Linked DNA regions of Mus musculus: region 2 is linked to region 1. The links are chromatin contacts, found by POLR2A ChIA-PET in ENCODE. All regions are on one chromosome and are shown on one strand. Each heading gives the region's core, a stretch centred on a gene start or an enhancer-like site at or near the end of the contact. The rest is flanking DNA. Distances are from core to core; before and after follow the strand shown.

What was found. ChIA-PET counts read pairs that join two places held with the same protein, here RNA polymerase II (POLR2A).
Region 2: POLR2A ChIA-PET joins it to region 1 with 23 read pairs in embryonic stem cell. The contact joins the promoter of Calcoco1 here to the promoter of Atp5g2 in region 1. POLR2A ChIA-PET finds 5 or more read pairs at or near these places in 3 of 5 experiments (Patski and embryonic stem cell).

The regions. Positions count from the first base shown.
Region 1 is chr15:102,667,951-102,675,317 of GRCm38, reverse strand. It overlaps Atp5g2 (ATP synthase, H+ transporting, mitochondrial F0 complex, subunit C2 (subunit 9)), which reads left to right and starts at 4,271. Exons shown (of 5, transcript NM_026468.2): 1 at 4,271-4,300. It overlaps Mir688 (microRNA 688), which reads left to right and starts at 3,452; the gene lies at 3,452-3,526.
Region 2 is chr15:102,720,360-102,726,696 of GRCm38, reverse strand. It overlaps Calcoco1 (calcium binding and coiled coil domain 1), which reads left to right and starts at 4,519. Exons shown (of 15, transcript NM_026192.3): 1 at 4,519-4,650.

The DNA.
Region 1 (7,367 bases), core at 3,022-5,521:
AATATCAATGGTCCTTTCTTCACTCATACCTTGTGTCCTGCTACCTGGGAAACTAATTTAACAAGCCAAGAGCAAAGCCATCAGTCAGAGACCAGTATCCATCTCAGCCCCAGGAGTCTAACCAGGAGGTTGACATTAACTATCACAAATGGCCTTGAGGTAGATCTCAGTGCTAGAAATATACAGCTTTGTCTGCTGGAGGCTCTGGGTTCAAATCCCCAGCATCAAAAAGCAAGTACGAAAGGAGCTCAAGACCAAGAAGGAGTCATTGCTGAAGTACAAAGACATAAAAGTTGTAAAAGGAAAGACTTTTGGAAAGTTAACACTGGATAGGTTCTTCCTTCTGTAAATTCTTTTAAACTTGGAAAATAGAGTGTTGAGAGATGGAGTAACTCAGTAGTCACTCAGCTCAGTAGTAGTAGTAGAGCTGGAACTGGGCTCCTGAGCGGCTTCCTCCAAGCCAGGAGTTCATTCTGTGCTCACTGCCTCTAGCAAAATTACATAGCTTGCTTTTAAATCATCAGAATAAGAAATAAACTATGCAACCCTTTATACACACACATATACATACACATACATACATATACACACACACACACACACACACACGTGTGTGTGTGTGTGTTGTTTTTTGAGACAGGGTCTCTCTATTTAGATCTGGCTGTCCTAGAACTTACTATGTAGACCAGGCTAGCCTTAAAATCACAGAGCTTTGCCTCCCAAGTACTGGGATTGAAGACACATCACACCTGGCTCTCTGGAAATATTTTTAACTGACAAATAATAATTGTGTTTATTGATCAGGGTGTGGTAGCACATGGGTCTTGAATCCCAGCACTCAGAAAGCAGAGACAGGTGCAAGTTTGAGGGCAGTCTGATTTACATAATGAGTGCCAGGGCTGAGTAGAGAGACTCTGGCTCAAAACAAACAAAAAAAGTGTATATTTATGGGCATAATGTGATGTTTTGATCTACATATTCATTATAGAAAGACTCTATGTAGCTGATTAACATACACTTTATCCAGTCAATTCATTTGTATATGTCAGAGAAAACCTTAAAATTTATTTCAGCAGCCTTGAAATATCCAACACATTAAATGTAGTTAACTGCCAAGTTACTAAACCGTCTTTCTTCAAACTGTAACTTTGTATCCTTTGATCAACATCTCCCTTTTCTCCATCTCATCACTTGACATCTTTTATACCTTCGGTCGGTCCCTTTTATGTTTCTTCCTGTGAATCCTCCTGTCTGAGGTTTCATATTGAACAGAGCTAGCTGTGCCTGTATGATTTTGATTTTTTTCTTCTCTTAACTACTCTGTCTCCCGGCCAAAGGCAAATATATTCAAGACAATCAAGATTCTTTCTTGGTGACCTTTGAGGAAAAGAACTCATGGAATTTCGATACGTGGGATGCCAAACCTCCTCCTAACCTACCGGTCAATTAAAAGAGGTCTCTGTTCCCCTGAGGGTTGTTAACCAATCGGAGGAAAGGAAAGATCAATCTCATTTCTCCGTCACTCTACTGCAGGGAGGCTGCTAACCAGTTAGAATTTGCCACTAGAAGTCATTAGGAAAACTGGCCAATCAGACCAACCTTGTTACATGGCCTGGTCCGGAAGAGACCGGGACTGATTGGAAGGGATGGTTCTCGCTCCACACCCTTTCCTCCCAGGACCGCAGGTTCCCTAGTTGTTGAGAGAAGGACCCTTCCCAAGCCCAGGGTTAAGAATATCCCTAGACCCCACTCCCTCACGTGCCTCAATTCAGTTTTTTGGCATGCCCCTGCTCTCTTATTGTCTAATTTCCTGCTTTAAACCTTGTTGCAGAAGCCCTCAGGATTTTCAGCTTCACAGATTACCCATCACTATGTCAACTAACTGGTTTTGCATGATTTATGTGATTGAAAAAGTTTTGTAATATTTGAATCTCTTTCAGGAGATAACCGTGCAAGGACCCTTCACAATAAACAGTCTCACGGGAGCATGACAGAATTAAATTGCAGTGATCGTAACTATAATACTAACGATAATGATTATGGCGATTATTGAACTTTTACTGAGTACCAAGCCCTCTGCTAAAAGCTTCATGTACATTATTATCTCAATATAGGCTGCAGGGTAAGCGCTGTTATTATACCCAATTTTAAAAGGAGAGGGGAAAAATGACTTAAAAGGGTTAAATAACTTGCCCAAGGTCACATGTGATTTGGGAACTCAGGTTTGTCTAACTAAATCCTACCACTCGGGCCAGGGAATTATCAGACTCTGCAGTAACTTTTAGGAGAAGCCAGGGTTAGCTCCTCACAGGCCCTTTCTCTGATTCATCCTCCTCCGGGATTTTGTTAGCGATATATATACGAGATCTCTAAATTGTCGCAACCAACAGCTGCAACACCATTTGGTGGCGGCAGCTCCTAAGAACTATAGATTGTGCCTCTTAGGGTATGAAACTAAGAGCTACAAAGAATTCAGTTTTTGGCGGAGCGGGGTGTTCAGGGAACCTCAAGGGACCAACTCCTAAGCCCTGCTAGCCTGGGCCCCTCAGAGGGTGGCGGGTTTGCCTTTTCTCACACGGCATCTCACACTGCTTAGTACTTGGAAAAATACCTGTTGCTTCCTAAAGATCCCGGTTCTGCCCCTGCCCAGGTCAACAACTGGCACTGGAGGGAGATTTGGGGACCTCAGGAGAACCTGCGAGCATCCTAATCCAGCTGAAATCCAAGGTTTAGGAAAGGCGGGGAGTCCTCCACCCTCTTCTTCCATTTCTCCCCACACTTTCCCTCCCTTTCAGGAGCTCAGGGCCATAAAAATGCAGATGGAGGATCGGTGTGAAATAACGGGCCCATATAAATCCCTCTGCCGCCCGCCTGCAAGATGGATTGGCCGCATTGAAATTCCTCCGCGAGGATAATTAAACTCGGGGCCTCATCCGGGCAAAATTACATTCCTGTAATGGCGTCGCTCGGGGTCCCGGGAAATTGCTCCGTGGGCTTTCAGCGGCGGTTTTTATCGCCGGCCGGGGTGTGCCTGGCTGCGGCTCGCCTCTCCTCCGGGACCGTAAAGCTGCTGCCGTGATTTATCCTCCCCTTCTCCCAAATCCGATTAAATGGAGGAGCTTGGGGCCGGGGCGCCGCGGGGCCGGGGGCCGGGAGGGGGTGGCGGGAAGGACGGGGCCAAGGAGGGGAGGACAAACGGCCCCTCAGAGGGTGGCGGATTTGCCTTTATTTACAGCCGCGGCTTTCTTTTTATTTTTTTATGGGGGTTTGGTGAGCTCTTCCCGTCTTTCTCGCGCTGCGTCCAAGCACCCTAACCGGACAGCCGGGCTAAGGGGCTGGGTCAGCCTTGCAGCCGTCTGCTAGGCTCGTGCGTTCCTGCGTGTACACAAAGGCCTGCTCCAGGACTAGCGCAGGAAAGCCCCCGCCCACCGCCACTGGGGGAGGGACGGGCGAAAGGGCAGTGAAGAAAAGTAGGGGCTTGCTTGGGGAGAGCACCTCGCAGGCGACTACTTATTCCAGCTCGCCCCCCAGCAAGTCCGACAGGAGGTAAACTGGTCGCCTGGGGTGACTTCGCACCCCTACTGCAGGCCACAGGTGCGGTTATCCCTAATTGATCCCAGGACTCACAAAAGGGAGAATCAGGCCTTGTTTACCCCCCCAGTCTTATGACTCGAAGATGCTGGGTTTTTTTCATGCTTTGCTCATCAACGAGATAGGGAAAACAAAAATAAAAATAAGTTAAAGCAGAAACTGCCATGGCATTTTGCTAATAGCATTGGGCCAGTTCCCATCTCCCACCCAACGTTGCCAGTGTCCTGAGGGTGACAAGAAGCCAAGAGTTCTGTGATTTTATTTTCCCCTGCTACATTTTAGGCACTGAACCCCAATCCCTACTGTATGCTATAAACAATTTCCGAGTAGACTGGGTAGGGTGTTTTTTGGTTTTTTTTTTTTTCCTTAACTTTGCGCATGCTCGGAAAGGGGACTCGAGTCCAAGACTCCAAAAATGCTGTGCAGTCCACAGTTCCACCACGTTGCAGATCAGCAAGAGTTGGCGGCTCTTCCGTGCACGGTGGGCTCCTTTTGCAGTTTCTCCTGTTGGACGCCAGGTGGAGTGCTTGTCCCCCAAGACACCACCAACCTGGCAGAGGGAGCTGTGGCGTCCCGGCCGATCCTCTAGCTTGTGTCCACTCTATCCATGGAGAAAAGCGACTCGTTGGCTCCGGCCGCGCATGCGCAGAGCCTTCCCTCGCGCTTCCCGCGCCCCCGCCCCTCTCTGTCTTCTCTGCCCTGGGAGCAGGTAAGGCCTTGAGGCCTCGCGTCCTCTTCGTGCCGCGCAGGCGCGCGCAGCAGTACCCCTTGCGAGGACGCGTGGCCGCCCTGACCTTGCTAGCTCCCACGCGGGTCCCTGAGCCCTCGCGGTCCCGGCATCCCCACGCGGAGGGCTACCCCTTCCTCGTGCCGATGACCTCTAACCGCGCGGGCCTGGCGCCATCTTGGGTGTCTCACGGGGGTTGGGGGCTCTGCGGCCGGCGAAAGGCAGATGCTGGCGAGCGTGTTCTCTCCGGGCGCGAACCAAGGCTTTTATGGGTGCTCTTCGCTCACCCACACGCCTTTCACCATTGTCATGACCCCAGACTCTCCCCTCCTACCTTTGCCTCCCCTTGTCATCCTGAATCAAAATAGCCTTTATTTTTTATTTTTTTGAAGCTTGCAGACTTTGAACCTCAGGACCTCTGGCGCAGTCAAGCTAGTTCACCGTCCAAAGCCATCATCTCCCTAGTCAGCATCCTTCAGTTTGAAATAAACTGAACGTGGTAGAGAGTAACAGAACAGGCTAACCGGCCTGTGCACAGGTGGCAGGAGTGAGGCCTGAGCGAGGCCTGTTCCCTTAGAAACTGGTTGCCTCTAATGAAGGCCCTGACATACTAATGAAGTTAGAAATAAAATCTTAAATGGTGGAAATGGAGGTTTCTGTTAGGCAGCAAGCCCAGAAGATGGGAGCAATACGAGCTTTAGAATTTATACCTGCCAGCTAGTGGGAAGGTTTAAGGAACGGAATGGTTAAGTGGGGAATTCTCATTGTGGAGGGTTTCATTGCTCTGGTGTGGGCTTGCCCATATTAAGTGACCACTGGAAGGGCTCGCCGAATGATACGCTTGGGTTTATTACACACCAGCAACAGATTATACTATTCCATATGTTTGTAAACTATTAAATTTAATTCCCCTACTTTTTTTTTTTTTTAAGAATTGTTTACTGAGTTCTCTGCAAGCAAGCAGTGGGTTGGGCAGTAATTAGAGTATTGCCAGAACTACATTTTATAAGTTACCATGTTAAAACTTGTTTTTGGAAAAACGTCTTCCATTTTATTTTGGCTTCTTGACTCTAACCCACGTTTACCTCAAATTTATGATCCTTCTGCATCAGCCTCCCCAGTGCTAGGATCACTTGCACATACCACCATGCCTAACTTCAGACCTCCCTTTATTCACGTGTATGGTGACATGTATGCATGCATGCTGAGAGGTTAATGTGGGGGGCATTTCCACTCCACCCTCACCTTTCGAGACAGGATGTCTTACTGACCTGAAGCTCATCGACTCTGATTGCAAGCCAGTCAGCTTCAGGCCACCTGCTTCCATAGGTACCCAGCGCACGGGGTGTGGCAGGCACCATCATCTAAGCCATCAACCCAGCTTAAGCCTCTATTGCAAAAGTTTTAAAGAAGTACTGGGTTTCGACTCAATTAAACCTGAGTAGGTGGGCATCAAATCTGGGTTTAGGTTGCATAAAGACAAAAGGGAGGAGTTTGTTACAGGGTCGCACTGTGTAGCCAAGAATTCACAGAGCTCTGTCTGCCTCTCTGCCTTCTGAGTGCTGGGATGATAGATGTGTTCCACCGAATCCAGCAAAAAGTAAAGTTTTAGATAGAGCCAGCCTGAAGACAAACATTGGTCTAAAAGTAAAATTCAGGATTTACAAGTAGCATATCTGCCTTGGACAGGTTGCGTCCAGTGTACTTAAGGGAGTAGTGTTTAACAGGCCTATACTTTGAGCATCTTAGTTTATGGGCTATTCAAACTTCAGAGAGAAAAAGCAGGGGACGTAGCTTGGTGGTAGGACACGTTACCTAGATTGCACTAAGGTCCTAGGTTCTACCTCCAGTGTGGCCTCCCTCTGAGTGAAATTACAGAGTTACAGTCCTTTCTCTCTCACTGACAACCTGTTAGTGTTGTTGAGGCCATACCATTGTATACCTTAAATATAAAATGATTGGAAAAGTTGTTTAAAATATTGGCACCAGAGATCTTGTGTTTAGGGACTGGAGAGATGGCTCAGAAGTTAAGAGCAACTGCTGCTGTTCCAGAGGCCCCAAGTTTGGTTCCCAGCACCGGTGTGATGGTTCATAACCATCTCTAGGGAGTTCAGTGCCAGCTCTGACCTACCTTCTTGGGCACTAGGTGTGCATGCGGACAAAACATACATACAAATCTAAAAATGTCCTAAATTATTTTATGTGTGTGAATGTGCAGGTGCACATGTGCCTGTGGAGATCAGAAGAAAGCTCTTGGAAGTACTTCTTCCACTATGTGCTCCAAGAATCAAACTTGTTTTATCAGGTTTATAGGGCACATGGTTTTACCCTCTGAGCCATGCTGCTGGCCCAGTGACAGTCACTTCATATATATATATATATATTCCCTCAGATAATTCTGATTCAAGTGGACTTCTCGCTTCACTTGAGGAAGACACTGTCCTAAACCTTTACCTTACATATTCTTCCTTTGGATCTTGAAGACACAAAACTTAATACCCCTTAATGGAGTGGTGAAATTTTACAGTTGATGCTTATTAGATTAATGCTAGGGTTTCCCTCATTGATTGGCTGTATCTTGTTAAAGTAGAAATCAGTATTTTAAGGAGTGAGATGCTAAAAAGATAGTTGAAAAACTTCCAGTGACTTAGTCTTCTGAGAACTCTCCCAGAAGTTTAGGGATTCTGTAGGGATGGAGATACAGCCAGCACTAGGCCAGTGTGCTTCAGGTCTAGGGCTCTAGCCCTAACAATCCCCAGACTCTACCCAATAAAAATGAATACTAGTTCTTTCTGTCTTGAAACAAGGTCTTACTCAGTAGCTCAGGCTGGCCTGGAACTTTCTGCAATTTTGCCCTTGCCTCCTGAGTACTAGGATTGCAGGTGGTTGGAGCCTGTACACTGTACACTGACTGCTTCTAGGCCCAGACACTGAGACCAGAGAAGGGATGCTTTTGAACCTAGAAGAAGAAAAGGAAAGCAAGGGATGCTGGGGAAATTACGTTGACAATCCCAAACCGTGGGCTGTGGAAGTGGTCATGGTTCTTTAA
Region 2 (6,337 bases), core at 3,270-5,769, 51 kb before region 1:
TGGCTCACAGCCATCCGTAACGGGATCTGAAGCTCTCTTCTGGTGTGTCTGAAGACAGCAACCGTGTACTCACATACATAAAATAAATAAATTAAAAAATGTTTTTTGGGGCTGGTGAGATGGCTCAGTGGTTAAGAGCACTGACTGCTCTTCGGAAGGTCCTGAGTTCAAGTCCCAGCAACCACATGGTGGCTCACAACCATCCGTAAAAAGATATGACTCCCTCTTCTGGTGTGTCTGAAGACAGCTACAGTGTACTTACATATAATAAATAAATAAATCTTTAAAAAAAAATGTTTTTTGCTTTTAATTTTTTGGGATTTTTTTTGTTTGTTTTTTCTTTTGTTTTTAGAGACAGGGTTTATCTGTGTAGCCCTTGTTGTCCTGGAACTCATTCTGTAGACCAGGATGGCCTCGAACTCAGAAATCAGCTTGCCTCTGCCTCCCTAGTGCTGGGATTAAAGGTGTGTGCCACCACTGCCCAGCTTGCTTTTAATTTTTAAAAGTAATTTCATCTAGGGTTGGAGAGGTGGCTCAGTGGTTAAAAGCACCAACTGCTCTTCCAGAGGTCCTGAGTTCAATTGCCAACAACCACATGGTAGCTCACAACTATCTGTAATGGGATCCGTTGCCCTCTTCTGGTGTGTTTGAAGAGAGCAATGGTGGTGTACTCATATGCATAAAATAAATGAATCAATCTTAAAAAAATAAATAATTTTATCTATCATTTATGTGTATGGGTATTTTCTCTGCATGTATGTTTGTATACCACATCAGTGCCTGGCACCCTGGGAAGCCAGAAGAGAGGAGCAAATCCCCTGGAACTGGAGTTGCAGACAGTTGTTAGCTACTATGTTAGCTACTGTGTGGGTATCAAACCTGGGTCCTCTGGAAAAGCGGTCAGTGCTCATAATCCTTGAGTCATCTCACCAGCCCCTTGTTTTTTCACTTAAAAATGATAATTTTATGCATATGACTGTTTTGCCTGCATTTATGCATGCACACCACGTGTGTGTGGGAACTTGCAGAGGTCAAAAGATGGTATCAATATCCTAGAACTGTAGTTACAGAGAATTGTGAGCAGTCATGTGGTTGTTAGAAATAGAACCTGGGTCCTCTGGAAGAATAGCAAGAACTCTTAACCACTGAGCCATTTTCTAAGCCATATTTGAATAATTTTTGTTTGTATTTTTTAGTGTGTGCATGTGGGGTGTGTGTGTGTGTGTGTATGTGTGTGTGTGTGTGTGTGTGTGTGTGTGTGTGTGTGAATTCAGGTGGCATGGGTACCACTATTACATGTGGAGGTCAGAAGATGACTTTCAACATTTCTCTCTATCTCTATCTTTAAGAATTATTTATTATACTGTAGCTATCTTCAGACACATCAGAAGAGGGCACCAGATCCCATTACAGATGGTTGTGAGCCGCCATGTGGGTGCTGGCAATTGAACTCAGGACCTCTGGAGGAGCAGTCAGCGCTCTTAACCACTACTGAGCCATCTCTCCAGCCCTCAGCATCTCTCTTGATGTCTCTGCTATGCTAGCTGGCCTGTGAGGGTCAGGGCAATTGACCATCTTGACACAGAAATGCTGCATGTCAGGCTATAGAGATGGCTCAGCGGTTAAGGTGCACTGACTGCTCTTCCAGAGGTCCTGAGTTCAATTCCCAGTCAACCACATGGTGGCTCACAACCATCTGTGATAGGGATCGGATGCCCTCTTCTGGTGCGTCTGAAGACAGCGACAGTGGACTCACATGCATGAAATAAATAAATAAACCTTGAAAAAGAAGAAAAAGAAAAGAAACGCTGCACACCATCTCATCCTCCTTCTCCAAACGGCGCTGGGGATTGCGCTCAGATTACTAGGTTTCTTTAACAAGTGCTTTAACTTGATGGGGCATCTCGCCAGCCTCTTCTGTTGTGATAAGGTCTCCTACAGCTAAAACTGACTCCTAAACTGGGTATGTAGCTAAGGATGATCCTGCACACCTGATAGTTCTGCCTCTGGCTCCAAGTTGATTATGAGTATATGCTACCATGCTCCACTTTATGCCATGCGGGGTATCAAACCCAGCACCTCTGCAGTTTTGTTTTCATTTTGCTATGATGCATGTGTTAAGTTCAAGGGAATGTGCCATTTTGAATTCCTCTCTAGGCTCCGGTGAGCATCACTGAGTCCCATTTCTGAATCTTGGCTTCAACCTAGAATAAGTTTCCTTTTTCTACCTGGTCCCCATCCTTTTATTATTTATTTATTATATGTAAGTACACTGTAGCTGTCTTCAGAGACACCAGAAGAGAACATCATATCTCATTACAGATGGTTGTGAGCCACCATGGGGTTGCTGGGATTTGAACTCAGGACCTCTGGAAAAGTAGTCAGTGCTCTTAACTGCTGAGCCATGCTGGGCAGTGGTGGTGCACACCTTTAATCCCAGCACTCTGGAGGCAGAGGCAGGCAGATTTCTGAGTTCGAGGCCAGCCTGGTCTACAGCCAGGGCGATACAGAGAAACCCTGTCTTGAACCCACCCCACCCCCCCAAAAAAACCTGCTGAGCCATCTCTCCAGCCCCCACCCCATCCCCATCTTGACAAACTAACCCAATCAAATATATCCTTCAGTATCTGTATTTACCCTTTTAGTGAGACATATGGAACATCCGGCATAACACTAACACATACTTGTTGAATGATGGGGCTTCCCGTTGCCACGTGCCTTCACTGAGCACATAAGAGCTCAGTGAATATTTATCCCCTGACTAACACTGCTTCTTACAACAACAGAATTTAAAGCCACATTAATACAGTGCTGACTACTGGAACTTGAACCCTGATTCTGCCACTTAGCTGGATTAACCTCACGAATTACTCAGCTGTCTGAGTGTTGCTCTCATTACACGTAAAATGGGGATGATAATAGGGCATACGTTATGGCTGTTTAAAAACGCTGTAAGCATCCCAAACATGGAAGTTGTTATTACCTTAGCTCTATTTGAGACTGAGATTTTTACAAGCTTTCATTCTGAATGCAGACAAAATAAACATTTGAGACTTGAGTCTTTGGACAGGCTTCACTCGTAGCTAACCCAGGACCTTGAACTATCTCCCCATCCAGCAGCTTGTGCCCTAACTCATAAATCCTGACTAATGACACAGACATGTCATCTTAATGTTTGTGCAGCCCAGTGACTTAATGCTTGGAGATCTTCAAATGAAAGGCACCCAAGGACAGCATCAAATACCCTATTCAATCTTAAAAGGAAAAAAAAAAAAAAAACTACCAAAAAAAAAAAAAAAGTAAAAGAAGAGGCGCCGCCAGAACCTACTGCCACAGATAATTAGAATGGACCCAACCAGGAGAGGACAGCTGTCTTTCCGGCATAACTATTTATTTGTGAGACAGGGTCTCCTGTGTAGCCTGAGTCAGAATCGAAATCTCCAGGATCTCCCTGCCTCTGCCTCTTCAATTGCTAGGGTTATAGGTGTGTAGCATTACATCTCACTTAATCCTTTAATATTGAGAAAGGGGGGGGGGGTTGAACTCTTCCAGGGTTGGAGGCCACCCACAACGATGAGGACGGTTCAAGTCCTTAAGTGACTGCGGTGTGGGAACAGTGTGACTCTTTCGCCTATCAAAACAAAACAAAACAAACAAACAAACAAAAAACAACCCTATAGCAACAATTGTATTGTTGCTCTAATTAATTTAAGCCAGTTAAAAGGCTTGGGCAAACAAGCCTCTCTAAGTAGCTTGTTGTGAGCTGTGGCAGTCCTGCCAAGCTCTCTCTTCAACCGCATGCTTTTCATTCCACAGCCTAGCCACCATTTCAAGCTATGTCCCCTAATCCTAGCCCCAGAAGCCACTCCAGGGGGAGCACGTGCAGGTGTGGTATGTGTGTGTGTGTGTGTGTGTGTGTGTGTGTGTGTGTGTGTGTGTTATCGGACCCCTTGGCATGGAAATCTTCTCAAGCTGGAACCAAACAGTAAGCTTTGAGACTTTTACAAGCTCTGTCAACCCTGAAGTCAGAACAAGCTAAAAATAAATAACCACTACCACCCCTGTGAGTTTCCCCACCCACAACATGGTGGCTGTAGCTCGTAGCTTGGGAGAGGCCTGGCAGAGTTCTACAGTTTCATAGCCCTGACCCTAGAGGATTCCTTAGACAAGTTTTTTCTTTTGTAAGTAGATATAACACTACAGCCTATCTTGTAAAAGCGAACAAGAAGGCTGTGCTGGAAGCGTTCCGCCCCACCGAAAAGAGCTGTGCAGAACGCGTTAAAGCCGTCAACTCTCCCACTAAGCATGCTACGAACCAGCAGCCTCCACTAGATCAGCCTGCCCTTTCTTAAGGAATCATGGGCCGTGAAGTCCTTTGGAAGACACACCCTCCTGAACTGCCTCGGGAGTAAGAACTACATCTCCCGGGATGCCACGCTGAGTCCATCACCGCCCCGCCCTCTTCCCCGCCCCTCGCGCGCAGCCTCCTGGGACATGTAGTTCCACAGGTAGAAAAGTAGACAGTGTCGAGTCATAGAAGAACCACAAGCCCCAGAAGCTCTCGCGTCACTCTTCCCCTCCCCTCCTATAGTCGGAGTGCTGTTTTTGTTGTTGGTGAAAGGTGAGGGGAACAGCTGATCCGTCCGTGGGGTAAGAAACTTGGCCTAACTGAGGGTGGGCTTACGCGGGGGTGGTCAGCCCGCTTCTCAGCCTGCGAAAGGCTAATCCGAGAGAACTGTAGAAGAGGACGGTAGGAGCGTTTAGGTTTTAATACTTTACGCACTAAGGAAGCCTCCCCCACGTTTCGGTTTTGTTGGTTTCAAGGGGGGCCTTGAGGAGTAGCCCGCATTGTCCTCACTTTCTTGCGGGGCCTCCTCAGTAAAGCTCGATCCGATTATGGAAGCTTGAAGGGACTGAAATATTTGCTTAATCTTTTCCAGGCAAGTCTTTGCCCTCACAGACCTTCTCTCTCTTACCCAAATCCAAAGATCCAAAGGCCTTTACTACGCTGAATCCCTGAGGGGAAAACTTCCAACTTGTGGAACGCCAAAACGCTGAGAGCCCTACAGTGGAGAGGGGACACACACACACACGCACACACAGAGAGGGAGAGAGAGAGAGAATGCATTTGAACATCAGCATCTGACCACATACACTTTCAGTTCTGAAGAATATCTGCAGCTGTTACAGATTGTCTTTGTGGGAAAGGAGGGGTTTGGGGTTCTCAACGGGTAGAACTTTAGAGACAGATCTCACTCTAACCTAAGAAGACTTATATTGAAGAAAACACGGAGTAGCTGTAATGAGAGATTTTTCATAGATGAAAAAAAAAAAGCCGACAAAGAAACTGTTTCCTATTGCATTGCTGGCCCACCTTTCCTTCTCCATGGAGTGTTTAATTTCTTTTAAAGTTCCTCCCCCACTGTCTCAGCCTGGTGTGGGTTTGTGATGTTTGGGGGTGTGCATATGACTAGTGGTGATGTCTGATTGGACACATCAGCTGCACCTGACACAGGAAGCAGATGTGTGGGCTAGAGAAAAGGGCTGCCTCCCCGCTCTGGACTGAGGTGTATTTTTTTTTTAAGTTAATATACAGTGAGTTTCATTTCAAACATGTACACCATCCATACTTTGTTCTTATTCATCTCTGAGTACTACTCTGTTTTAACTTTTTTTTTTTTACTTCTGTGTGTGTGTGTCTGTCTGTCTGTGTCTGTGTGAAGATAGGTGTACAGAAGTCTGAGCACAGCTTGGGGATATCAGTTCTCTTCTCCCAACCTTGAGTTGGTGGCAAGCACCTCTACCCACCCAACTATTCTACCCCCTGAACTCTTGATTGTTGTTGTTGCTATTATTATTATTATTATCTATTTTCCAATTAGTTCTCCCTAGCTAACTCCATTTTATCTGCTTATCTCCTGCCATTAACCCAAACATATGTCAAGATTTGGACTCTTAGAATTGAGGCTAAGAGGAGCCAACAAGAAAATGGGTATAGGGTACTGGAGCTGGGCTAACACCCAAACAAATCATTAGCTTTCTAGCTCTGCTCCCGTCAAGATGGGGGTGGGGGGGGGGAGAATGTTTCTCGTTGATCTCTGCCTTTTCTCAACGCCGAATGTATATTTCCCCTTCTCAGGGCCCCTGACTTACCCTATTTCTAACCTGTTTCCCTGCCTAAGGGCGGGGCTTTCCTGGCTCCAGGCCCCCACATTCCATCTCTGCACACCACCACCTTCCTACTGAATATTTCACTCCACCCTTGAACTGCCACCTCCAGAAGTTTTGATTTCCTGGAATAGAAGTTGAAGGACAGAACCTGTCTTTCCTATTATCC